5 separate regions of the Homo sapiens genome follow, and all the other regions are linked to region 1. Evidence: chromatin loops called from intact Hi-C (ENCODE). Cell type or tissue: ovary. All regions are shown on one strand. Region 1 overlaps GCAT (glycine C-acetyltransferase). Region 2 overlaps MICALL1 (MICAL like 1). Region 3 holds the start of C22orf23 (chromosome 22 open reading frame 23). Region 4 overlaps MICALL1 (MICAL like 1). Region 5 holds the start of MIR6820 (microRNA 6820).

The links. A loop is a pair of places that touch in the nucleus more often than their neighbours do. Peaks named below come from ENCODE experiments on the same cell type or tissue, not always from the same donor. Only the 100,000 strongest peaks of a DNase experiment are listed, where the experiment ranks them.
Region 2: it touches region 1 in a loop (2.2-fold over the local background); 34 of 110 quality-filtered maps call a loop at or near these places.
Region 3: it touches region 1 in a loop (4-fold over the local background); 92 of 110 quality-filtered maps call a loop at or near these places.
Region 4: it touches region 1 in a loop (2.8-fold over the local background); 34 of 110 quality-filtered maps call a loop at or near these places.
Region 5: it touches region 1 in a loop (4-fold over the local background); 93 of 110 quality-filtered maps call a loop at or near these places.

The regions. Positions count from the first base shown.
Region 1 is chr22:37,815,211-37,820,210 of GRCh38, reverse strand. GCAT (glycine C-acetyltransferase) reads right to left here. Exons shown (of 9, transcript NM_014291.4): 5 at 4,931-5,000; 6 at 4,711-4,793; 7 at 4,377-4,548; 8 at 3,890-4,011; 9 at 3,314-3,644. The coding sequence ends at 3,493. Among named protein-coding and RNA genes, the nearest start is that of GALR3, 5.7 kb to the left of the region's middle. RefSeq lists an enhancer at 568-1,119 and a silencer at 2,288-2,507. In ovary, CTCF peaks have their summits at 1,340 and 2,412 (motif pointing left); DNase peaks (open chromatin) are centred at 1,340, 1,740, 2,100 and 2,370; H3K4me3 peaks cover 1,305 bases; H3K27ac peaks cover 1,914 bases.
Region 2 is chr22:37,922,662-37,927,661 of GRCh38, reverse strand. It overlaps MICALL1 (MICAL like 1), which reads right to left. Exons shown (of 16, transcript NM_033386.4): 7 at 2,945-3,002; 8 at 1,619-2,001; 9 at 1-251. Among named protein-coding and RNA genes, the nearest start is that of MICALL1, 19 kb to the right of the region's middle. In ovary, no CTCF peak of the experiment used is centred here; no DNase peak of the experiment used is centred here.
Region 3 is chr22:37,951,671-37,956,670 of GRCh38, reverse strand. C22orf23 (chromosome 22 open reading frame 23) reads left to right here and starts at 3,070. Exons shown (of 7, transcript NM_032561.5): 1 at 3,070-3,223; 2 at 3,513-3,624. The coding sequence starts at 3,522. POLR2F (RNA polymerase II, I and III subunit F) reads right to left here and starts at 2,972. Exons shown (of 5, transcript NM_021974.5): 1 at 2,864-2,972. The coding sequence starts at 2,883. RefSeq lists a silencer at 2,737-2,806. In ovary, no CTCF peak of the experiment used is centred here; a DNase peak (open chromatin) is centred at 3,020; H3K4me3 peaks cover 2,077 bases; H3K27ac peaks cover 300 bases.
Region 4 is chr22:37,931,626-37,936,625 of GRCh38, reverse strand. It overlaps MICALL1 (MICAL like 1), which reads right to left. Exons shown (of 16, transcript NM_033386.4): 10 at 4,693-4,827; 11 at 3,947-4,073; 12 at 3,738-3,828; 13 at 3,514-3,587. Among named protein-coding and RNA genes, the nearest start is that of C22orf23, 19 kb to the left of the region's middle. RefSeq lists enhancers at 1,990-2,791, 2,792-3,594. In ovary, a CTCF peak has its summit at 2,495; a DNase peak (open chromatin) is centred at 2,535; H3K27ac peaks cover 1,367 bases.
Region 5 is chr22:37,963,213-37,968,212 of GRCh38, reverse strand. POLR2F (RNA polymerase II, I and III subunit F) reads right to left here. Exons shown (of 5, transcript NM_021974.5): 4 at 1,043-1,114; 5 at 1-588. The coding sequence ends at 498. MIR6820 (microRNA 6820) reads right to left here and starts at 650; the gene lies at 589-650. RefSeq lists enhancers at 74-574, 2,808-3,307. In ovary, a CTCF peak has its summit at 2,839 (motif pointing right); a DNase peak (open chromatin) is centred at 2,862.

The sequences.
Region 1 (5,000 bases):
CAACATGGTGAAACCCATCTCTACTAAAAATTAGCCAGGTATGGTGGTGCACACCTGTAATCCCAGCTACTTGGGAGACCGAGGCAGGAGAATGGCTTGAGCCCGGGAGGCGGAGGTTGCAGTGAGCGGAGACTGTGCCACTGCACTCCAGCCTGGGCAACAGAGCAAGACTCAAAAAAAAAAAAAAAGAAAAGAAAAGAACCAGCTCCTCAAAGGCCCCGGGGTTTTCACGAGGGCTCAGAGGTGCCTCTATAGAGCCTGATGTCACCTTCTTTAGATGCAGAAATTCCTCAATTTTTGGAAGCAGAGTCTCACGGAATTGAAACTATTAGGAATCTAATCTAGACTTGCCAAACCTGAATTCAGAAGCTTCAGAATTGAATTAATATATATATATATTTTTGAGACAGTCTCGCTCTGTTGCCCAGGCTGGAGTACAGTGGTGCGATCTCAGCTCACTGCAAGTGCAAGCTCCGCCTCCCAGGTTCACGCCATTCTCCCACCTCAGCCTCCCGAGTAGTTGGGACTACAGGCGCCCACCACACCCGGCTAATGTTTTGTTTTTGTATTTTTAGTAGAGACGGGGTTTCACCGTTTTAGCCAGGATGGTCTCGATCTCCTGACCTCGTGATCCGCCCGCCTCGGCCTCCCAAAGTGCTGGGATTACAGGCATGAGCCACCGCGCCCGGCCAGAATTGAATTAATTCTGAATTGAATTCAGAATTGAATTGCGCAAAGGAATTGTAGACTCTTATGATCCCTGAATGGCGAGACTCAGCTTGGTGGGATTTTAGAAACTTTGACAGACCTGCAACCACTGCGTGAAAGTAACGCACCCTTAGACTCCCAGAAGCCTGGACGAATGTGCATGCCTGAACCCTGGAACGGGCTGGAAAGCATCTGAGATTCATGACTTCGCACTCCTGGCCCTTGGGAGCCCCCTGCCCACAAGGTCCTTCTTGGCCTAGGGCGATGAGCTCCCAGCAGCGGCAAGGCTAAGCTGATATGAGAGCGGAGGTGGAGGGAAGGAGGAAGGAACAGGCGGCCATAAAGAGCGCGGCCGTGAGCCTAGACCTTGGGTGCGCCCGGTGCCACCTCCATCCACTCCTACTGCCGCTTCTGGTAGCCCGCGGCCCTGAACCCCGTGCGCGACGCAGAGAACAAGGACATTGCGCCCTTGGGGCGGTCCTCAGAGCCTCTGATTCTGCAGAACGCAGACTTGCAGCTGGTCCACGGCCGGCCCTCCCGCCCCGCGTGGCCCTACAGCTTGTCGTGGGCGGCCGGCGACTACCGGTAGGCGCCCAAGCCGAAACACGTGCACCCAGAGCGGCTGCTGCGCCTCCTACAGACACCTTCTGGATGACTGCGGAAGAAGCGCGGCGGCGGACCCGGGCTGGTGCAGCAGGACACGCTGAGCCGCGGGTTGGCCAACGGCGTGGAGCCCTACCGCGATCGGCTAGCCCAGGGGGTCGCGGCGCTGCCAGCGCAGCAGGGCAACGCCAGCGGCGGCTCCTGGGAGCCACAGGGGCGGCGACGCACTTTCTGCGCCGCTGTCTGGATCTCGCCTCGTGCCGCCTCACGTCGGTCTGGGTGGACCTGGGCCCTCTGTTCTGGCCCCGCCGGGTGCAGCACACCGACTGCCACACGTCACCCCGCAGCTGCCCGTGGCGCTTAACATGAGCTGCTGGCTAGAGCAGACCATGCTCATCCAGCTGCTGGCTCGACATTACTGGTTGAGCCCTTGTGCACATCCCCTGCAGCAGCGCGCCTGGTGCCACGTGCCCTAGCCGGTGGTGGTGGGCTGCAAATGTTCCTGCCGCTAATGTGGCCACAGCTACCCCAGCCAGGCTGCCTTCCACCCTCACACCGACCCCCCACACCCCCCCTCCCCCAGCTCCTGGACCCCAGCAGCAAGGTCCTCCGGATCGCAGGCTGGGATTCCCTGAATCCCAGCTTTCAGATCCTGCAGGGCTGGGCCAGAGCCCAGCTCATATTACATTGTTCATCCCAAGATAACAGGCAAATGGGTGGGCTGGAGGTGCAGGACGTCAGAGAGAGACGTAGGGCTAGTTTCATGTCGTTAATGATAAAGGGCCTTTTCGTCCTCTGTCCCAAGCAAACTAAGAGCTTCCCAAGGTCACACCACGCTGAGGGTGGAGCTGCGGGGACCCCACTCCCCACCCCACAAGGGGTCCACAAGGTCGCCAGGGAGAGACCGCCCTCCTCCCGCAGGCCCCTCCAACAGGAAAGCGGCGAGCCGTTGTGGGGCACAAGGGAGGATGGGGCCTTGGCAGCAGCAAATCGCCTCTCCTGGCCTTGACTGCTGGGCAGCCTGAACAGCCGCGGCCCAAGGCCCCCAGTCTGGAGGGGCGGGGCGAGCCGGCGGCCGCGGCCCGTGCTCGCAGCACCCCCTGGTGGCTGATCATCGTAGGCCTTGGAATGAGCGAGATGGAAGGACCTCAGACCTCAAGGCATAGTGGCAGGAGGACTGAGGCACACACAGGGACTGGAGCTTGCCGAAAGCCAGAGTAAGGCAGGGAGAGAGTGGGCGCGAACACAGGGTTCCAGACTGTCTGGAGCTTCCCCAGGGGTGATCCTCATTCTTTTCTTTTGGGCCTGAATCCTCTGCCTCTCCTTCCAAACATGGACACCCAGCCTCCTCCTATCTGGGCAGCTACAGGACATCTTCCAGTGGGGAGAAGGAAGAAGCTAGACTCTAAGACTAGACTCAGGGGCTGCAGAGTAGCGGGCAGTGGCAGGGTAAAAGGCCTGTGGGGCTAGTTCTCAGCAGCCCTCCACAGCAGCACAGAAACTACCCGAGACAAACGGTGGACTGGGCCTATCTCCCAAAGGCCTGGGTGCCAGCTTTTTTTTTTTTTTTTTTTTGAGACAGACTTCTGCTCTTGTTGCTCAGGCTGGAGTGCAATGGCATGATCTCGGCTCACCGCAACCTCCACCTCCCGGGTTCAAGCGATTCTCCTGCCTCAGCCTCCTGAGCAGCTGGGATTACAGGCATACGCCACCACGCCTGGCTAATTTCGTATTTTTAGTAGAGACGGGGTTTCTCCATGTTGGTCAGGCTGGTCTCAAACTCCCGACCTCAGGTGATCCGCCTACCTTGGCCTCCCAAAGTGCTGGGATTACAGGCCTGAGCCACCGTGCCCGGCCACTGGGTCCCATCTTAATCTAGGGAAAGAGGTCAGTGGAGATCTGCAGTCCTCAGGCGCCTCCCCTCAGAGCCCTGGCTCCTGCCTGATTCTTCAACCGGCCACAGGACTGGGCCTGCCCAGAGACAATAAAGCAGACCAGAGTGTCACAGCCAATTTTCACACTGTTGTTTCACATTCTCACAGCCCTCAGCACAGGTCACGTCCCAGCCCAGCTCTGGGACTTTGGTTCAGGGCTCAGAGCCTCTGGTCTGGGCTGATCGAAAACCTCCTTTGACCCTGTGGCAGTAGGCGGACCTTGGCTCTTCTCGTCCTTACCCAGAGCTCAGGGCAGTGCCCCGTGCAGTCGCCCCACTTCCACGAAGGCCTCCACGCAGCGGTCAATGTCTTCCTCGCTATGCACTGCTGAGATCTGTACCCGGATCCGGGCCTTGCCCTTGGGGACCACGGGGTAGCTGAACCCGATGACAAAGATGCCTGGGAGGGTAGAAAGCAAGGGCGTGCCAGAACCAACAGGCTTGGGGGCAGAACACAGAGGGCAAGGGAACTGCCCCAGGTCTCAGATTCGGGACTGCCTCATGGCTTGGGGTGTTCAAGCTTAGACAGACAGCTGGCCTAAGAGGCCGCAGCGTGGCTGGGTACGGGGCTGGGTCACAGTCTAGGGGTTTCCCTTTCTCTTCTCTCAGGACCCACCACCAGTTCCCTTGTCTCAGCACCCTTACCTCTCTTCAGCATGTCATCCGCCATGCGAGAGGCCAGCCGGGCATCACCCAGCATCACAGGGCAGATGGGGTGACTGGCTCCCGAGATAGTGAAGCCAGCAGCTTCCATCTTACTACGGAACCTGTGGGCACAAGGTGTCACAGGTAGCTAAGGGGCCGTGGAGCATTCACACCCGCTCCTTGCAGGGACCAGGCCCGAGGTCTATGCCCAAGTCTGCAAGAAGGATCAACAAAGACAGTTACAAGCTCTAAGAGGCAGAGGGGAGCCAGGCAGGGGGCAGGGAGAACAACAAGGGAGGTGGAAAGACAGGAGGGATAAGAAGGAGACACAGAAGCTAGAGGGGAGAGGCAGGGACAGAGAGAAGGGAGGGGAACAGGCAGAAGCAGACCCGGTGGGCACAGAGCTGTCTGTGGGCCTGGGCAGACACATGAGGCTGGCTCTCACCACGTCTCTCCGCCCCCGAGCCTGCCCTGCTGGGAGTCGCACCTCTGGGTCTTGGCAGCCATAGACTGGACAATGGTGTTACTCCCCATCAGCAGATCTAGGGCCTTGGAGGCGCAGCCAACGACAGCAGGTGGCAGACTGTTGGAGAAGAGGTATGGCCGGGCGCGCTGCCGCAGCAGGGACACCAGGGGCCCAGGCCCTGTCGTGTAGCCCCCTGAGAAGAAGGGAAGAGGTGGGGGGAGGGGTTGGTCAGGGGCCAGAGCCTACCCAACCCCCTCCTGAAAGTACAGTCCATGCTGCCCTCCCCACTTCCCTGAGCCCCTCCAGGGCCCTTCAAAAGGACAAGGGGACCCCAGGGACACAACCTTGCAGGTACCTGATGCTCCACCCAGGGCCTTCCCCAGGGTGGAGTTGATGATGGTGACCTGGTCCATCACACCCAGCAGCTCATCTGTGCCCCTGCAAGGGAAGCCACCGCTGCTGTCACTGGCCTCCTGAGAGCCCAGGGATTATGGATCATGCTGGGGACTGGCCTCCTCGTTTCCCAGCCACCCTCAGAAGCCCCACCCCAGGCCTCAGGTGCCACATGGTCCCACCGTCCTGTGGGCCCCAGGAAGCCAGTGGCATGGCATTCATCCATGAAGACCAGGGCACCATATCTAGAGG
Region 2 (5,000 bases), 110 kb before region 1:
TTCCACTCTAGGCTCCACTAGTTCCCCAGAGGAGGCCAGGGAGGAGTTGGTAGAGAGGCTGACAGGGTTTCCAGGGGTACCAGGGGCATGGACAGCAGGCTCTGAGGAGCTCTTGGGCACAGCTGGCGGCTCCAGAAGCTCTGCACCTGCAGTCTGGCTGGCGCTCTCAGACGACAGGCTCTCCACGCTGAGCGCTGGCGATGGTGTGGCCGAGGGCGGCTCCGAGTGCGAGAGGCGGGAGGCGTGGAGAGCTGTGCGGACGAGCACCAGGACACCTCACAAGGGGAGCACCACAAGGGCTTCCAGCCCCACCTCCCGGCTCCACTCTCAACAGAGCCGCAGGCAGCCCCAGAAACCCAAGCCCTCCACATCGAGACAGGGCCAAGGCCCAGGGAACAGCAAACGCCCGGCAGGACGGAAGTCATGAGGTGCATCCAGCCACCCGAGTCCAACCCGCCCGCCTTGCGTTCTGCCTGCTGCCTCCACTTCCCCACACTCCCCATAGCCCCCATGAGGGCACCCACAGCAAAACCACCTTGGGAATGCCAGAGGAAGAGAGGTGGCCCCTCCTCTGCCCCTGATCTGCAGTGCGGAGGCAGAGGGGAGGAGCACGCAGCCCTCGCAGCCACCAGCTCTGGGACAGGCACTGCCGGGCACCAATTTATCTCCTCGTGGCTGATGGATATGATGCTTCCAAACACATTATCTGCATTTTCCAGATGAGGCAACAGGCTTAGAGAGGAGAGGGCACTCGCCCCAGCACGGGGTGGGACTGAATCCACTGTATCTGACTCCAGAGCTCATGCTCCTCTGCTGTCCCCTGAAGCTGCCCACCACTTCCACCCAGACAGGCCAGCCTCAGCTGGGGTCCCAGGGCTCCGCTCAGACCCCCTGAGCACCTGCCTCTGCCAGCTCTGGCATGCTCTTGCCCCACTGTGAGAGGGGGTCCCATGGAACTCTCAGAGGCGGCCAGACCCAGCCATGGTGAAGGTTAGGGCCAAAAACCCAGCTCAGGGTATCAGAAGACTGGGAGAAGGTGAGGGCCAAAAACTCCAGCGTTCCTGGGTGAGGGGGGAAGCACTGGGCGGAGGAGGCCCAGCAGCCTGGAGCTGAGCCACCATGTCACATGGAGGACTACAGACAGACTCAGGGACAGTCAGAGTCATTACACCTGGTCACACATGGCCAGGTGAGAGCCCAGGTCGCTCAGGAACTGCAGCGACAGTGACAGAGTTAGGCAGGATTCAAGCAAACGCCTCCTTTCCATGAGCCCCTCGCTGCACTGAGCACACCACTAGACAGCACGTTTAACGAGCACGACAGGGAGGGTGAAGAGATGGACTCGGGCCAGACTCCGTGGGTTCAAATCCTGCCTCTCCTGCTTAAGCACTGAGAGGCTTTAGGCAAACTACTTAGCCTCTCTGTGCCTCAGTCTCCTCACCTGCAAAGTGGAGGTGACGATACCTACTCACAGGTTTGCTCTAGGATTAAATGAGAAGTCACCCATGAAACACGTGGTGCCTGGCCTGGTAGGCTCTGCCCCACCACACCCCCTCCCCAGGCCCGGGCCCCACCCCCGAGTTCCGACTGTCAGGAGAGCTCCAGGAAAGGCACTCACCCAGTGGGGACGCGCTGGGTGCGCGCGGGGCAGGGCGCTTCTTTGTCTTGGGGCTGCTGGTAGGGGTGATGCCGTACCAGGGGTGCAGGGACTTGGGTGTGGACTCCGGGTGGCCCAGGGCAGGGCTGGTGGCCAGGCTGGGTGCAGCTGGAGCCTCTTCCTCCTTGTCCTCCTCCTCCTCCTCAAAGGGGTTATAGGGTTTGGACTCCAGGCTGGCCGTTGGGCTCGGCTGGGCCACCTCCTCGGTGCCTCCATTCTCCACCTGCCTGCTGTCCTGGCTTGGTGGCCCCGGGCTGCTGCTTGGGGGAAGTGGGGCTGGCTTCTTCTTTGGTTCTGCCTGCACCAGCGTGATCCATGGGGGGTCCTTCCTGGGGGCTGGTGTCCTGGAGGAGGGGGGAAGCAGCAGAAACCATTAGCAGAGGCAAGGGTCAGCTTCCTTCTCTCTCTAGACAGTTTTGACTCTACTTCAAAGGGGGTGGATGAGAAACGGCTGTTTCCCTTCTCCCACCCCCATCCCCATGGGGACAGTCTGAAATGGAATGTTACAGTCACAGCCTTTGAGGCCCAGAGAATGTGAACCTTCAAGTCACAGAGCTGCTGTTAACCCAGCCCAGGAAAGGATCGACCAGGGGCTCTGCCACCTACAATCCATGTACCCTGGGAAAGTCACCTGCCCTCCCTCTGTATTAGTCTCCCTTTCCACTCAATGGGGACCTTAATAATCCTTGCCTCACAGGGTTGGTGTAAGGATGCAGTGAGCTATGGAGTGCAGCACTGGGCGGGGCACTGGGGCACCTGCTCAGTGCCAGGGACTCAGTAAACGTTAACAACTGGCACAGCCATGGCCCACCTGGCTCCCTACAGACCGACCACATGGGGGAAGCATGGCCCTCAAATAACAGCTGAAGTAGATGTCCTCCACGTGAAGCAGGGTCCCGTGCTGCAGGACCTGAGGGACTGGTACTACAGCTGAGCTTTTCCAGGTCTTTCTATACTCTGCTGCTAAGCCTCAAATCAACTCTATAATCAAGCCTCGGCCTCCCATGTTACAGGGCAAAGGAGCCTGGAGAGGCAACGGGTACCAGAGGTGGCTGCCTGCACCGGGCACTGCCCACAGGAGCAGGGACCTGGGGAGGGGGCCAGGCACTGGCCGCAGGAATCCCGGGGTGAGCCTCAGGAGAAGGGGTGTGGGCCCAGCTCTCCTTCCCCTCCTGAGCCCCGCCCTGCCCATCCACAGGAAGCCTCTCTCCCTACCCGGCCCCAGAGTACCCTGATTCCCACCACCAGGACCTCCAAAGCAGGAAAGCCCCTCAGGGATCGACATACCCCTCGGACGGCTTCGGTGTCCCCCTCGGCTTGGGGACAGGCAGTTCGTGCAGTCTCCCTAGATGGGAAAGGAGAGTGAGCCAGGCCTTCATGGGCAGCAGGAGGTGGGCACCCAGGGAGCCAGCCACAGCACCTGCCTCCCCAGGAGCGCCCCGCCTTCCTCCTGGCACCCTCGCACCTCCCCAGGCCAGCCCATGGAGATTAGATAAGCACCCAGGTGCCTGAGAACAGTCAGGGGTCAAGGCCAGGCCACCTGAGACCCCGTTTGCATTTCATTTGAGAAGAAACCCAAATCCCCTCAGACACCCCCCGCCAGTGTGGGCAGAAAACATCATCTCAAGTCAGCCTGGGAGCCACCTCCTCCTGGAAGTCCTGGACTCCCAAGTGTCCTCTGTGAATCCCACAGCAGCCCCTGCTCCCCTCCTTCCAACTTAGCAAGACTTCCACAATCCACTGAAACCCTTGCATCTGTGCCTGTCTCCACCTCAACACTGGGAGCACCCTGAAGGCACAGATAGGCCTGAACAGTAATCTGTGTCCCCAGCGGTCAGCTCAGATCCAGCCTCCACAAGAGCTGAACAAATAGAATGTTCTGGTGCAAGTCGCAGGGTGACCCTGGGAGTCTCTCTCCCCGTGGCCACCAATGCCTTCCCTAATGGAATGATAAGGGCTGCCCAGCAGCCTTATACAAGGAGTCTCAATCCTACAAGCTCACGGAAACCCAGGGAGGTCATCTGGGAGCATTCTACAATGTGGGGTTGGGGGAGAATGCACCCACAGAATGGGCCAGGGGTCTCCACTGCAGCTCACACTGGCTCCGGGGCCCACCTGACCCCTCTGCTCTCCCCCAAGCCCCTGAGCTCTCCCCTTCTAGACATAGACAAGCATAGAGGCTGGGCATGGAGGTCACCTGCAGTGTGCCTGTGGATGGGCCAGGACACACAGGAAGGACACCAATGTGCAGAGTCCCAGAGAGCTCGGGGACACACGGGCACATGCAGAGTGGCACTTACTACACACCCTGAAACTAAAGCCCACAAGAACAGATGCAAAAGAGCGCATGCAGAGGGAGGCAGTGTAAGGGCGGGGCCTGGGTCTGTATTGTTTGCACCGTCCCAGCATGGAGAACAGAGCACGGCAGAGGCTGCAGGAACTCGGCATTTGGGGCAGGAATTAATATCCTCAGAAACAGGCCAGGCATGGTGGCTCAGGCCTTAATCCCAGCACTTTGTGAGGCCAAGGCGGGCAGATCACCTGAAGTCAGGAGTTCGAGACCAGCCTGGCCAACATGGTGAAAACCCATCTCTACCCAAAAATACAAAAATTAGCCAGACATAGTGGTGTGCACCTGTAGTCCCAGCTACTTGGAAGGCTGAGGCAGGAGAATCGCTTGAACCTGGAAGGCAGAGATTGCAGTGAGCCGAGATTGTGCCATTGCACTCCACCTGGATGACAGAGTGAGATTCCGTCTCAAAAAAAATAAAAAGAGCCCGGCACAGTGGCTCATGCCTGTACTCCCAGCACTTTGAGAGGCTGAGGTGGGCAGATCACCTGAGGTCGGGAGTTTGAGACCAGCCTGGCCAACATGGTGAAACCTCATCTTTACTAAAAATACAAAAATTAGCCAGGCTGTGGTAGCCTGTAATCCCAGCTACTCAAGAGGCTGAGGCAGGATAACTGATTGAAGCCGGGAGGCAAAGGTTGCAGTGAGCCGAGATCGCACCACTGCACTCCAACCTGGGTGACAGAGTGGGATTCCATCTCAAAAATAATAATAATAGGCTGGGCACAGTGGCTCACGCCTGTAATCCCAGCACTTTGGGAGGCCGAGGCAGGCAGATCACCTGAGGTAGGGAGTTCAACACCAGCTTGACCAACATGGAGAAACCCCGTCTCTACTAAAAAAAAAAAAAAAAAAAAACAAAAAAAAACAAAACAAAATTAGCTGGGCATGGTGGCGCATGCCTGTAATCCCAGCTACTCAGGAGGCTGAGGCAGGAGAATCGCTTGAACCCGGGAGGTGGAAGTTGCAGTGAGCCGAGGTCAAGCCACTGCA
Region 3 (5,000 bases), 140 kb before region 1:
TTGAAGTGGGCGGATCACTTGAGGCCAGGAATTCAAGACCAGCCTGGCCAACAAGGCAAAACCCCATCTCTACTAAAAATACAAAAATTAGCCGGGCATGGTGGCACATGTCTGTAATACCAGCTACTTGGGGGGCTGAGTCACAAGAATTGCTTGAACCCAGGAGGTGGAGGTTGCAGTGAGCCAAGATTGCACCACTGTACTCCAGCATGGGTGACAGAACAAGAACCTGTCTCAAAATAAATAAGAAAAATTAAAAAAAAAAAAAATTCAGAGGCCGGGCATGGTGGCTTTGTATTGTGGCTCTGGGATTAAGCCTGTAATCCCAGCACTTTGGGAGGCCAAGGCGGGTGGAGTTCAAGGCCAGCCTGACCAACATGATGAAACCCCGTCTCTACTAAAAATACAAAATTAGCCGGGAGTGGTGGTGGCACATGCCTGTAATCCCAACTACTTGGGAGGCTGAGGCAGGAGAATCACTTGAACCCAGGAGGCGGAGGTTGTGGTGAGCTGAGATCACGCCATTGCACTCCAGCCTGGGCAACAAGAGTGAAACTCCGTCTCAAAACCCCCCCCCGCCACCGCAAAACAAAAAACAAACAAAAAAAAAATCAAAGAGGGCAGAGATCTGTGTCTCGCCCAGTATGTAGGAAGCACTCAATAAATATTTACTTAATAAGTAAATCAGCTGAGTGCAGTGGCTCACGTCTGTAATCCCAGCACTTTGAGAGGCCGAGGTGGGTGCATCACTTGAGGTCAGGAGTCCAAGACCAGCCTGGCCAACATGGAGAAATCTCGTCTCTGCTAAAAATACAAAAAAATTAGCCGGGTGTGGTGGTGGGCGCCTGTAATCCCAGCTACTCAGGAGGCTGAGGCACAAGAATTGCTTGAACCCGAGAGGCGGAGGGTGCACTGAGCCACGGTCACCCCACTGCACTCCAGCCTGGGTGACACAGCGAGACTCCTTCTCAAAAAATAAAAAATAATAATAAGAAGAAGAAGTAAATCCGACTTTTGTTCCATTTTACCCCTTCAATTTTTCCCCATCTGCCCCCAAATATTGCTAGTACTCATTCATCATCACTGTTTCCCTCTCTACTGGATCATTCCCATCAGCATTTTTTTTTTTTTTGAGACAAAGTCTCGCTCTGTTGTCCAGGATGGAGTGCAATGGCGTGATCTTGGCTCACTGCAACCTCTGCCTCCTGGGTTCAAGCAATTCTCCTGTCTCAGCCTCCCGAGTAGCTGGGATTATAGGCACACGCCACCATGCCCAGCTAATTTTTGTATTTTTAGTAAAGATGGGGTTTCACCATGTTGACCAGGCTGGTCTCGAACTCCTGGCCTCAGGTGATCCACCCTCCTCGGCCTCCCAAAGTGCTGGGATTAGAGGTGTAAGCCACAGCACCCGGCCCCATCAGCATTTCAACATGTGCTTTTCCTCATCTAAAAAAAAAAAAAAAAAAACCCTTATTTCTCTTCTCTCTCCCCCTATAGCCCTAATTCCATGGTGTCCTTTGAAGCAAAAATGTGTGAAAGAGCTGTCCACCCTCACTATCTTCCTCTCTTCCCATTTTGTCATAATCTCACTCCAAAAAGCCTTTCACCCCAACAGCTCCATCAAAACCACTTTCCAAGCTCATTAATGATCTCCACGTTGCTAAATCCAATGGCCAACTCTCCTTCTCATTTAGCCTGATCTATCAGCTGGCACATTAGGCCACTTGCTCTCCTCACTTGACTCCAAGGACACCTCACCCTCTTGGTGTTCCCCCACCTCCCCGGCTTCTCTTTTCCCCCAAGCACTCAATGTCCAAATGCCCTAATGCTCAGCCACGGGTCATCTCCTCTTCTCTACTGACACTCACTGGGAATGGGGTAGCAATCCCACACGTTTCTTATTTTTATCTTCAGACTAGCTCTCTTTGCACCCACATATCCCACAGGTAATTTTTGGGCTCTATCTTTAAAATAGTAATATATCCAGAATTCAAAACCAGTTCTCACCACCTCTACTCCTACCACCCTACTATAAGCTACTGACTTCTCTCATCTAGATTACTACAAGCAGGCCGGGCACGGTGGCTCACGCCTGTGATCCCAGCACTTTGGGAGGCCGAGGCGGGTGGATCACAAGCTCAGGAGTTCGAGGCCAGTCTGGCCAACATGGTGAAACCCGTCTCTACTAAAACTACAAGCAATTAGCAAGGCGTGGTGGTGCACGCCCATAATCCCAGCTAGTCGGGAGGCTGAGGCAGGAGAATCCCTTGAACCCCGGAGGTGGAGGCTGCAGTGAGCCGAGATCGCGCCACTGCACTCCAGCCTGGGCGACAGAGCAAGACTCTGTTTCAAAAAAAAAAAAAAATTACTGCAAAGGACCGTCCCAGACTTTTATTTAATGCCACCCGGTGGAGCTGCCCCAGACCCTCCTCTGGAGTACTCCTATACTACATACGTCTAGAACTGGGGAAGCTCACGCGACCACCGTTACCTGCTTGCTTGCTTACTTATGGGCCTGTGACCCCTTTTCTAGAAAGTGAGCACGTGGAGAGGCAGGGACGATTGTTCATTCACCTCAATATTCCCACTGCATGATACAGAGCCCGGCTCGCTGGAACATTTGCTGAAGGACACCTTTTCTACGGATCCCCTCTGGACCCTCGAGCCTGGGCCCTCCTGTGCCTCCAGCCGGGGCTGTGCTCCTGGGTCGCCCGCCCTTCCCTTCCTCGGCTCCGCCGGCCCCCTCAGGACCCCAGTCCCCTCAGACATTGCCCCTAGACGCCAGGCTCCTCAGCCGACCCAAGCCTTGCCTCATCCGCCCCTTCCAAGGTTGCCGCAAAGGCCACTCCGCTCCCGCACTCACTTGTCCTCGTTGTCTGACATGACACCCTCGCCTCAGCGACCCCGCTGCGCCCCGGTCCCGCGCGGAGACCCGCAAACAGCGACACTACGACTCGCGCGGCTCCTAGCTTATCTTGCGCCTGCGCCGTAACCCAGAGGAAATCACTTCCGGGAGGCAGGACAGAGCGGGGAAAGTGCGCATGCGCTGACTGGTGTGTGCGCGTTTCTATAGTAGCGAGAGGCGCTAGCTGCCAGCTCCAGCAGCCCAGATCGCGCAGTATTTCTGCGTGGCACCGGTGCGGATGCGGCTGTAAAGCAGTGGTCACCGCCTCCGGGAGCCCACTTCTATGTGGAGAGGGGAGCACCCAGAGAGGGTCTTAGGGTGAAATTTCAATTTTGGCATATCACTCAGTGGGTACTGTTGTGACCATGGCTGTGTTAACACTCCCTCCCGAGGAGACTTCCCTGCCACAGGCGCTGGGTCAGAATGAGGACTGTGTGTGTGTATCTGTGTGTCTGGATGGGAGGTTTGGGCACTGTCGCAATATTAACTGGCGGCATCATTCTCTGGCTCGATCCCCGCTTCCAGACTTCTGGGGGTGTTGGGCGTCGGGGAACAGAGATTAGGGACAGGAGACAGGGGGTGTGTCATTGCGTCTTTCCCTCCTCAGAGTCCTCCCATGGCTTCACAGAAGCAGATGGAGGTAGTGACCAAAGGAACTGGGTTCCGGCGCCGCCCCAAGACCATCACTTACACCCCGGGGACCTGCGAGCTGCTCAGAGGTCAGTCCGTTAAAGCAGCGATCCCAGCCTTTTTGGCACCAGGGACCGGTTTCGTGGAAGACAATTTTTCCACTGACGGAGGTGTGGGGAATGGTTTCGGGATGAAACTGTTCCACCTCAGATCATCAGGTATTAGTTAGATTCTCATAAGGAGCGTGCAACCTAGATCCCTCGCGTGCGCAGTTCACAATAGGGTTCGCGCTCCTATGAGAATCTAAGGCCGTCACTGACCTGAAAGGAGGCGGTGAGGCTCGCTAGCCTGCCGCTCACCTCCTGCTGTGCGGCCCGGTTCCTAACAGGCCAGGGACTGGTACCAGTCCACGGACGGAGGGTTGGGGACCCCTGAGTTAAAGGATGAGAGAAGAATGGTGGTAGTTACCCTCTGTAACTCAGTTCCCCCGTACCTGACCTGTGGCTTAGCACTATTTTCCTTTACAGATAAGGAGCCTGGGGTTCAGAAAGCTTCAAAATTCTACTGCATATGCCTTATTCGGGGGCGGGGCGGGGCGGGGGGGAGGGGAAGGTTCAAGGTGCTACACCTTGCCAAAAGTCAAAGAACTAAAATTTTTAGAGTAGTTAACTCCTATGCATCCTTTAGATCACACTTTCAACTTTCCCGAGGAAGACTTCTGCTCCTCACCACCACAGTAGGATCAACTGTTATGTGCCCTCACACATTTTCCTTCACTGGGCTTAGCACAAGCTGTAGTCAGTTATTTGGTGTCCCATCTATCCCTCCAGATCATGAATTTCATCAGGCAGGAACCGTGCCTGTTTCGGCCCACAATTGTAGCTCCAGCCCCTGAAACATGATGAACAAGTATTCATGTGTTCTTTTACTCAACAACTTTTTTGTTTTTTTCCAACAACAACATTTTTAAGTCTACCATGTGCCTTAGACTCTGTTTTAGGTGCTGGGGATACAGCAGTGAAAGAAAATGAGGTGGCTCAAACCGGTAATCCCAGCACTTTGGGAGGCCAAGGTGGGCAGATCACCTGAGGTTAGGAGTTCACGACCAGCCTGACCAACATGGAGAAACCCAGTCTCTACTAAAAGTACAAAATTAGCCGGGCGTGGTGGCGCATGTCTGTAATCCCAGCTACTTGGGAGGCTGAGGCAGGAGAATTCCTTGAACCCAGGAGGTGGAGATTGCAGTGAGCTGAGGTCGCGCCACTGCACTCCAGCCTGGGCAACAAGATGGAAGCTCCATCTCAAAAAAAAAAAAAAAAAAAAAAAAAAAAAAAAAAAGAGAAAGAGGAAAAAATATTTAACAGAGGGCAGAAATTTTATTAAACCAGCAAAAATTCTTATCATACAGCTAATATAGAAGGATAACAATAAAATAAAATATATAGAATTTTAGGTGGTCGTAAGT
Region 4 (5,000 bases), 120 kb before region 1:
CCACCGCGCCCGGCCAGGGCCTACAAGTTCTTAGGGAAAAGAAAGTTGTGACAGAAGAGACCAAGGACACCAGGCTGCCTACCAAAGAGCCCTGCAAGGGGCCCCAGCAGGGCCAGCACAGCACCTACTGCAAGAACAGGGCAGCACCAAGGGTCTCATGCTCATGTTCATTCATCCATTCAACAAATGTTCACTAGGTGGCTTCTGGCGGGAGGCAAGATTCAGGAGGGACAGAGTGGGGCAGGGGCGAGGAGACAACAGGGAACCCCAGGGCTCCTCCAGCAGGAGAAGCAACACAACCCAAGTGACATACTGGGACATTTATCCAAGGCTGTGGAGGAAGGTAGACTAGAGGGGATGCTGGGGGCAGGGAGCCCAGCAGGAGGCTCCCCTGAAGCTGGGCACACCTGCTGCCCCTCCTGCCTCCTTTCCTCTCAAGGCCCCAGCCAACCCACAGGACCACCCCCAGGGGCCCACTGGGGCCCTAGTATTTCCCCCTCCCCCAGCCTGCAGGCTCCAGGGATGAGTGCCCACACTTGGCCTTCCCTCCACAACATCTACCGCCACAGGCTTCCCTGGCTTCAAATAAATATCCTAGGCCGGGCCCGGTGGCTCACTCCTGTAATCCCAGCACTTTGGGAGGCCGAGGCAGGTGGATCACCAGAGGTCAGGAGTTCGAGACCAGCCTGGCCAAATGGTGAAACCTCGTCTCTACTAAAAATACAAAAATTAGCGGGGTGTGGTGGCACACACCTGAAATCCCAGCTACTAGGGAGGCTGAGGCAGGAGAATTGCTTGAACCTGGGAGGTGGAGGTTGCAGTGAGCTCAGATCACGCCACTGCACTCCAGCCTGGGCAACAGAGTGAGACTCTGTCTCAAAAAAAAAAAAAAAAAAGTAAATATCCTTAGCCAAGCGTGGTGGTGGGCGCCTGTAATCCCAGCTACTGGGGAGGCTGAGGCAGGAAAATCGCTTGAACCTGGGAGGCGGAGGTTGCAGTGAGCTGAGTTCACGCCATTGCACTTCAGCCTGGATGTCACAGTGACACTCCATCTCAAAAAAATAATAGGCCGGGTGCGGTGGCTCACGCCTGTAATCCCAGCACTTTGGGAGGCCGAGGTGGGCGGATCACGAGGTCAGGAGATCAAGACCATCCTGGCTAACACGATGAAACCTTGTCTCTACTAAAAATACAAAAATTAGCCGGGTGTGGTGGCGGGCGCCTGTAGTCCCAGCTACACGGGAGGCTGAGGCAGGAGAATGGCGTAAACCCAGGAGGCGGAGCGTGCAGTAAGCCAAGATCGTGCCACTGCACTCCAGCCTAGGCGACAGAGCGAGACTCTGACTCAAAAAAATAAAATAAAATAAAATAATAATAATAACAAATAGGGCCAGGGCTTGGCGCGGTGGCTCACGCCTGTAATCCTAGCACTTTGGGAGGCGGAGGCGGGTGGATCACGAGGTCAGGAGATCGAGACCATCCTGGCTAACATGGTGAAACCCCGTCTCTACTAAAAATACAAACAATTAGCCGGGCGGGGTGGCAGGTGCCTGTAGTCCCAGCTACTAGGGAGGCTGAGGCAGGAGAATGGTGTCAACCTGGGGAGGCGGAGCTTGCAGTGAGCCGAGATTGTGCCACTGCCCTCCAGCCTGGGCAACAGAGTGAGACTCCATCTCAAAAAATAAAATAAAAATAAATAAATAAATAAAATAAAATAAATAAATAAATAGAGCCAGGCGCAGTGGCTCATGCCTGTAATCCCAGCACTTTGGGAGGCTAAGGTGGGTGGATCACAAGGTCAGGAGATCGAGACCATCCTGGCTAACATGGTGAAACCTGGTCTCTACTAAAAACACAAAAAATTAGCCGGGCGTGGTGGCAGGCGCCTGTAGTCCCAGTTACTTGGGAGGCTCAGGCAGGAAAATGGCGTGAACCCGGGAGGCAGAGCTTGCAGTGAGCCGAGATCGCGCCACTGCACTCCAGCCTGGGCGACAGAGTGAGACTCTGTCTCAAAAAAAAAATAATAATAATAAATAAATAAATACCCCCCCCCAAAATAAATAAATAAATATCCTGAAGCCCCCTCAGCCACTGCCCCTTTCCCCTATGGCCTCACCTTGCCAAAATTGAGGAGCAGGTGGCCCAACCTGGTTCTGGGGACAGAGCAGGGCCTCCAAATCACCACCCAAGTTTGAATCCCACTTTGCCATTTTCCATATCTGGGGCCTGGGTAAGTTATGTCCCCAGTCTACACGTGGGGAAACTGAGACTCAGGGACATGAAATCTTTGACCAGTGTCACACAGTGAAGGTGGAGCTGGTATTTGAACCTGGCAGCCTGATGCCCCCAAGCAATGGCCCTCATGGTGTACTGTACTCGGAGCCTCATACACCAGCTTCACCTTCCAAAAGCAACATCCGGGACAGGCTGACAAGCCCGGGACGCACAGCCACCACACGGGGGCTGGAAAAGCCACAGTAAGCCCTGGGGCCGGGCTAGCCAGGGAGGCAGAGGAGCCGTGCCCGCTCTGGCCACAGGGCGCCGCTGTGGCTCTGAGTGGTGGCCACGCCCCAGCCTCCTGCAGAGTTGGGAGTGACTCACACAAGGCAGTGGAAGCCTGGGACATTCTGTGGCTTCCCCTGGGACACTCCAGCCTCCCAAATTCCCCAGTCAGTAGACAGTTCCCCTGCCACCATCCCCACAGTCTGGAGGGGCTGTGTGTGCAGGGACAGCCCCAGATCAGAGACATGGATGGAAGCCCAGCCCCGTCACCAACAGCCAAGTCCCTTGACCTCTCTGGCCCTCCACTTCCCATCTGTCAAGATGGCCCTTGCCCAGGGCTGGCACCATGCCTGAGCCATAAGAAAGTGGTCAAAAGCTTTGGCTCCCAACTCTGGAATCTCCATAGTCCTGGGGTCTCTGCCTGCAGCTGCGGTTCACTGCATTCCACGGTCACAGGGCGTGTGAGGAGCCCTCCTCACCAAACCCCAACTCGGCCACATGGTAACCATCAGCCATCAGCCCTTCAGAGGGTACAGAGTCCACGTCCACTGTCTCCTGGTCCCAAGAACACCCGAGGACGTGGGGACCTTCATTCCCATCTTACACCTGAAGCCACTGAGGCTCAGTGAGGCTAAGAATCCTGCCCAAGGTCACACAGCAAGTTAGTGGCAGAAGAAGGAACAGTCTGACCCACGCACAAAACAGGCTGGGCTGGTCCTGGGCCTGATCTTCATTCACTGAGAGCCTGTCATCCCTGGTCCCTCGGACGTCCACACCCTACACTGTCTGTGCGGTTCCTTCTCCTACCACAGCCCCAGCCAGCTTACTGCCTGTTACAGTCTCTCCCATCCTTGGGGGTGACCCAGACAGCCCTGCCCCGCACCTCCTCCTCTGGCCCTGTCCCCAGTCTGCCTGTGCATCCTACTGGGGTTTTGTCTGCCCGCTCCCCCACTCCTCCGTGTCACCAGGCCCCAGGGCAGGTGCCAGGGGAGTGCCAGTGGCTGCACTCACCTGGCTTATTGAGGAGGCACCGGAGCTCATACTCGACATCAGCCTGGCGCTGCTCCAGGTTCTGCTGCTTGAAGCTAGGGGTGGGAATAAGGTGACTCTTAACAATTCTGCCCGAGCCCCGGCTGCCCTGCCCTGCGCTGTTACTGATGAGGGAAGAGGGTAAGGGTTCTCCATTCTAAGCTCTACGGATTCCAGGGAGGGATGCCCCAGGCGGGGGGACTCACACATAGATGAGCTCGGACTCTCGCCGCACCAGTAGGTGCTTCTCGTGGATGAGCTTGAACCAGTCCACCAGCATGTCATCCTCACGGCCCTCTGGAAGCCAGATACCCACTGAGGCCAGGGCTGGCTGCCATGCCTGGCTCAGTTCCCCGGGGAATAGAGGCTCCTGCCCCCAGCCCCACCCAGCAGGCCCTCCCAGCCGCTCCCGCACCATTCAGGCCGCCACGCAGCTTCTCCTCCAGCAGCACCCCACGGTGCTCCAGGGCATCCAGCCGGCGCTCAATGGTATCCATCTCTCCATGGATGTCCTCCTCAGGGATGTACTGGTCAGCCTGGACCTGCCCAACAGTGCCTGGTCACCTGACGGCCTGCCTGGTTGCTGCCAGGAGCCTTGCCCTCTTCTCTGGCCAGCATTGGCCACTGGTGGCTCCAGGGCCCGGGCCCTGTCCCCCACCCCAGCATGGTAAGAAGGCAGGGTCCCAGTGGGGAAGGGGCCAGTGTGGGGACAGCCACAACCCTGCATGCCACTGGTCCCAGCACCAACAGACACTCCAGAAGGTGGCATGACTCCCTGCCCTTCACGGAAACGCCTCCTCTCTGCCACTCCAGAAAGGGTATCACAATGTCAGTGAGAGTGACCTTATTACAGAGATAAACTTGAGAACACTCTAATCAGCTTAAGTAGCAGTGTTATCATGAGTGCTTGATACTTGAACTTGTTAGTAACAAATTAAATGCACCACCCACTGCTTTTGGTGGTGAAGGGCTGATCTGCTCCAAATCCCTCCAGGCTGCAAGCTAGACCTTCCAGTTGGGCCGCCAAGAGTGCTCTCTTGAGCATCTGAGGCCCACTGCCTAGCCAGCCAGCCTCCTTAGAGTCCCAGGGGAAGACTGCAGCTGCAGAGTGGGGGTTGCCAGCCCAGGCCAGCCTGGTCTCGGGGGGCTCCCAGCTGGTACCTTGCGTTTGATGAGTGGAAAGCCGTGTCCAGGGGCAGGTGGCCTCACTGGCTTGGATCCCTTGGTGGCCTTCTTTGTGGCTGGGGACGCTGCAGGTGATGGCTTCCGGTTAAAAGGATTCTCCTTGCAGGAGGACTAAAGGGAAGGAGACATGACAGAGGGTGAGCCTGGGAAGAGGGCACGTGAGACCCCAGCAGCCTCATATTTGGGAACATGGAAAGCAGGCCAGCACTCCAGGGCCAGCAGGACCCAGGCAAAGAGACAGTCTCCTTGAATTCCGTCTCTGATGCACTCAGTCATTCAATAAA
Region 5 (5,000 bases), 150 kb before region 1:
CCTGAAAGGGGATCCGAGCCCACGATAAGAGGCTCGAAGCAGGTCCTTAGGAAACAATGGGTGGCTTGATGAGACCTGCTCTGTGATACTCCTGAGAAGGGAGAAGCCCCTGCAGCCAGTCCCCACTGGAAAGGAAATTGGGGGTTTCCGTGGCAACCAGCTCCCTGGGCACAAAGACTTGTCTGTCTGCTTGGAAGGCAGCTGAGGTGTCTCCCCTGCAGCAGCCTTTGCTCTGGGGAACAGGGAGATGGAGGGAAGGATGTGGGGGATCCAAAGGGGCTAAGGGCCCCTGGTGCTTCTTAAGGAGCTGACAGTCACAGGGCCACTGGAATAGGTGCATGCTCCACGCAGCATGGCGGTAACGGGGAAGCAACAGGTGGTGACATTGCAGATAAGCAGAGGGGAAGGGGGTTGGAAAGTTGAATATTTTATTATTTACACATATAAAGTGAGAATGAAAATTGGGCATGGGGCAAGGGCAGGAAGATGACTCCAGCTCAGTCGGTGATGATGAGCTCGTCCACCCCCCAGTCTTCATAGCTCCCATCTGGCAGGTAACGGCGAATGATGATGGGGATCTTTCGGGCCCTGTGGCAGGGGAGAAGTCACAAGTACATGAGGGCTGGTGACCCCAGCTCTGCCGCAGAAGGAACAGATTGTGTGCAAAACACAAGCAAAGAGAAGTCTTAGGAGCAGCCTCTTGGGGCTGATGAGTGTACTTTGTAAGAAAGCAATTACAAGAAAAAGAAAGTTTTTATATCAGACAAGAGGGGGAAGAATGACAGAATATTGGTAAGGCCTCCTGCAGCAGGAACAGGGAAATTCCAACAGCCAGAAGACGTCCATGTCTCATCAGTGCCCTCCCACTTTCCCTGCCTCCTCTTCTCTCTTCCTCCTACTTCCTGGTGAGCTGTTCCTAAGGATCTGTAGGAATAAGCATCAACTTCTCCAGCCAGGCAAGTGGGAGCAAAGGGTGCAACAGAGAGCCCAACAGATGCCTCCCAGAGATTTGGAGAAGTGAACCATGATTTGAGTGACTTACTTGAGTTCCTTCATGGCAATGAGCAGAGGATCTGTCTCCCCCTCCAGCTCCACCATCACAGGGGCACACATCCTGTAGGGATAGGGACAGGTGTTAGGGAGACTACAAACCCAGGGAGAAGGGCCCAACAGGCAGTGAGGGTGGAACGGCATCCTGGTCCCCACCTAGAAACGTCATCTTCTAGGTAGGCAGGCACAGTAGGGAGTGGTGTGTAGGGGCACTGCCAGAGATCTTCCCTGGCAGAGGCCTATCACAGACTCCGGAGTCCAGCGGCCACAGCAGAATGTCCTGGTGGAAAGGGAGACATGTGCAAAGGCACACCATTCTAACTGCTCCAACCCCAGAGCCTTGCCTCAGTGCCCAGTGCACCTCATTTCAATTTCTATTTTCTCTCTCTACTTTTTGGAGACAAGGTTTCACTCCCATTGCCCAGACTGGAGTGCAATGGGGAGATCGTGGCTCACTGCAACCTCCACCTCCCAGGCTCAAGCAATTCTCCTGCTTGGGACTACAGGCATACACCACCAGCTATGCTAATTTTTTTATTTTTTGTATAGATGGGTGAAATTAACATTTCGCCATGTTGCCCAGGCTGGTCTCGAACTCCTGGGCTCAAGCAATCCGCCTGCCTCAGCCTTCCAGATTGCTGGGATGAAAGGCATGAGCCACCATGCCCGGCATCATTTCCATTCTCTATAGACACAACACCTCAGTAGAGGCCCTGCCCTTCCTGCCCAGCCCTCCCCACCCTTCACCTGAGGCCAGCAGTCAGGGGGCTCACCTGCTTACAACACTGTCATGACTCCCCTTGGCTATCAGGCCAGAGTGCAGTCTGGTCCCTGTTTGCCTTCCTAGCACAGTCCCGTGCTACTTTCCTGTATTTACTCCACATTCCAGCCATACCAAACTATTTCTGGTTCCCTAGATGCGCCATGTTGTTTCCCTTTTGTGTGCTCTTACAAGCTCTTCCTCTCCCTAAAAACCTGCGAGAGGTTCAGATGTCTCCACCCTGGAAATCGTGTGCTGACTCTTCAGTACCTGGACTCATTTTGCATATACTTTTCTTGGCACCAATCTCATTGAACTGTAACTACTTGTTTGGAAACTTTCCACATTAGACCATGAGCTCCTAGTGGCCCAGAACCACATGTGATTCACCACGGAGGCCCAGCCCCCAGCATAACACTTGGCCCACAGTGGGGACTCTACCACCAAGCAAAGGGATGCCAATTCTAGGCCCATCTCCTCTAGGAAGCCACCCCTGATGATTCCAGCTCAGGTTCACACCAACAAATCCAGAATTAACAGGAGAGCATGCTAAAAAATACAGGTTCCTGGGTCCTTCCCCAGACCCCCGGAATAGAATCTCTAGTGAAGCGGCCTGAGAGCCTGCATTTGCAAAACTGCCCAGATGATTCTGATAATCAGCTAGTCTGAGAGCTACCAGCTTACTAATTTTATTACTAAATATTTCGATTTATATTACTCCCAAAAGCCTGAAAATTTCCCAAGGGCAGAGATGAAGTATTTAACTTTCCCTATATCCTCTCTTAATAAGTATTTAAACTTTCCCAAAATATAAAGCTTTAAAGAATGTGGCAAAATACCTGATCTGCATGTGCCTGCTTTCTTTCAAAATATAAATAATTCAAGGGCATTCACTCATTCCGCACCTATTATGCACATGGAATGTGCAAGAATGTGTCCTTAAGTAATTTAATTTTTCTTGCACCATGGCTTCTACAGAGAAACACATCAACCATCCAGTTAAGAAGTAGATGTGACAAACATCATCAGCCACCAGGTGGTGCTAATGAACCAGACTGAAACCCCATCCAAAACCTACCCAACAAACAGTTGTTCTGGCCAGGTGCAGTGGCTCACGCCTCTAATCACAGCACTTTGGGAGGCTGAGACAGGTGAATCACCTGAGGTCAGGAGTTTGAGACCAGCCTGGCCAACATGGTGAAACCCCGTCTCTACTAAAAATACAAAAAATTAGCCGGCCGTGGTGGCACATGCCTGTAGTCCCAGATACTCGAGAGGCTGAGGCATGAGAATCGCTTGAACCAGGAGGTGAAGGTTGCAGTGAGCCGAGATGGCACCACTGCACTCCAGCCTAGGTGACAGAGTGAGACTCCACCTGCACCTACCAAGTGCAGAGTCCCATTATGGCTGTACAAGAGCTTACAGCAGGCAAGGAGCCACCAGATGGTGTCATAGCCCTTAAGTGGAAAGAGCACTAAAGACTGGAATGAGCTGGATCAAGCTTTGCTCCCCAAGAAAAACAGGACACTTGGCTGGGCACAGTGGCTCACGCCTGTAATCCCAGCACTTCGGGAGGCCAAGGCAGGTGAATCACCTGAGGTCACGAGTTCAAGACCAGCCCGACCAACATGGTGAAACACCGTCTCTACTAAAAATACAAAATATTAGCCAGGCATGGTGGCGTGTGCCTGTAATCCCAGCTACTCAGGAGGCTGAGGCTGGAGAATTCCTTGAACCCAGGAGGCAGAGGTTGCAATCAGCCAAGATCATGCCATTGCACTCCAGCCTGGGCAACAAGAGCAAAACTCCATCTCAAAAAAAAAAAAAAAAGAAAGAAAGAAAGAAAAGAAAAACAGGACACTTGGATTTATGAGTGGCCTGGATGCTGGATGTTGGCCTCAAAACCTTTAAGTGCTGCACACTGCCCACCAAATGAACTCTAATCTTCTGAACCTGTCACTCACAGGACCAGTGTCATCTTCTCCAGCCTTATGCCCCAAGCTGCTTATGATCCCTCATCACAAATCCACAACTGCCTGCCTCCACCTGGACCTTTCCTTGGGCTGTTTCTGGCACCTGGAGTACCCACAAAACCAACTCTCTTTACCTGTCCCCACTAGAATTCTAATCCCTTCACAAGGCTTTCCCAGTCACCTCTGCAATAACTCTCTTTGTACCTTTCATAAAGCACCACTCGCATCTGCCTTGGGTTGTGGGTACCTGTGCACAGGTCTATCTCCCCCACCAGAAAACACCTGGAGGACTGGGGATTATGTCTTTTTTTTTTTTTTTAATTATTTTTGGTAACAGAGTCTCACTCTGTCACCCAGGCTGGATTAGTGGCACGATCTTGGCTCAGTGCAACCTCCGCCTCCCAGGTTCAAGCGATTCTCTTGCCTCAGCCTCCCGAGTAGCTGGGATTATAGGCGCGCGCCACCACACCCGGCTAATTTTTGTATTTTTAGTAGAGACGGGGTTTCACCATGTTGGCCAGGCTGCTCTCGAACTCCTGACCTCAGGTGATCCGCCCACCTTGGCCTCCCACAGTGCTCGGATTCCAGGCGTGAGCCACCGCGCCCGGCTGGGACTACATCTTTAATCATCTCAGCATCCTATCAAGTGCTAATGCAGTATCTTTCTTCAGTGCTGAAAGACTGTTTAACTTGCAAATAAGCAGTCTATTTGTTTTAAAAATAACTTATGAATTCTTCTTTCTACTGGGCCACTTTTAGCCTATATTAGTGTGCCCCATAGAATGCTCTGCAATGACAGAAATGTCCTATCCCCCTGTGCTATCCTTTATGGTAACCAGTAGCCACATGTGGCTACTGAACACACTTGAAATGTGGCTAGTTGTAATCCCAGCACTTTGGAGGCTGAAGCAGGGGGATCACTGGAAGCCAGGAGTCTTTTTGTGAGACCCTGTCTCTACAAAAAATTAAGACATTAGCCACGTGTGGTGGCATTAGCCTGTAGTCCTAGCTACCTGGGAGGCTGAAGTGGGAAGATCACTTAAGCCTAGAAGTTTTGAGGCTGCAGTGAGCTATGATAGCACCACTGCACTCCAGCCCGGGTGATAGAGCCAAACTGTCTCTAAAAAAATAAAAGAAAAGGCTGGGCGTGGTGGCTCATGCCTGTAATCCCAGTACTTTGGGAGTCTGAGGCAGGAGGATCACCTGAGATCAGGAGT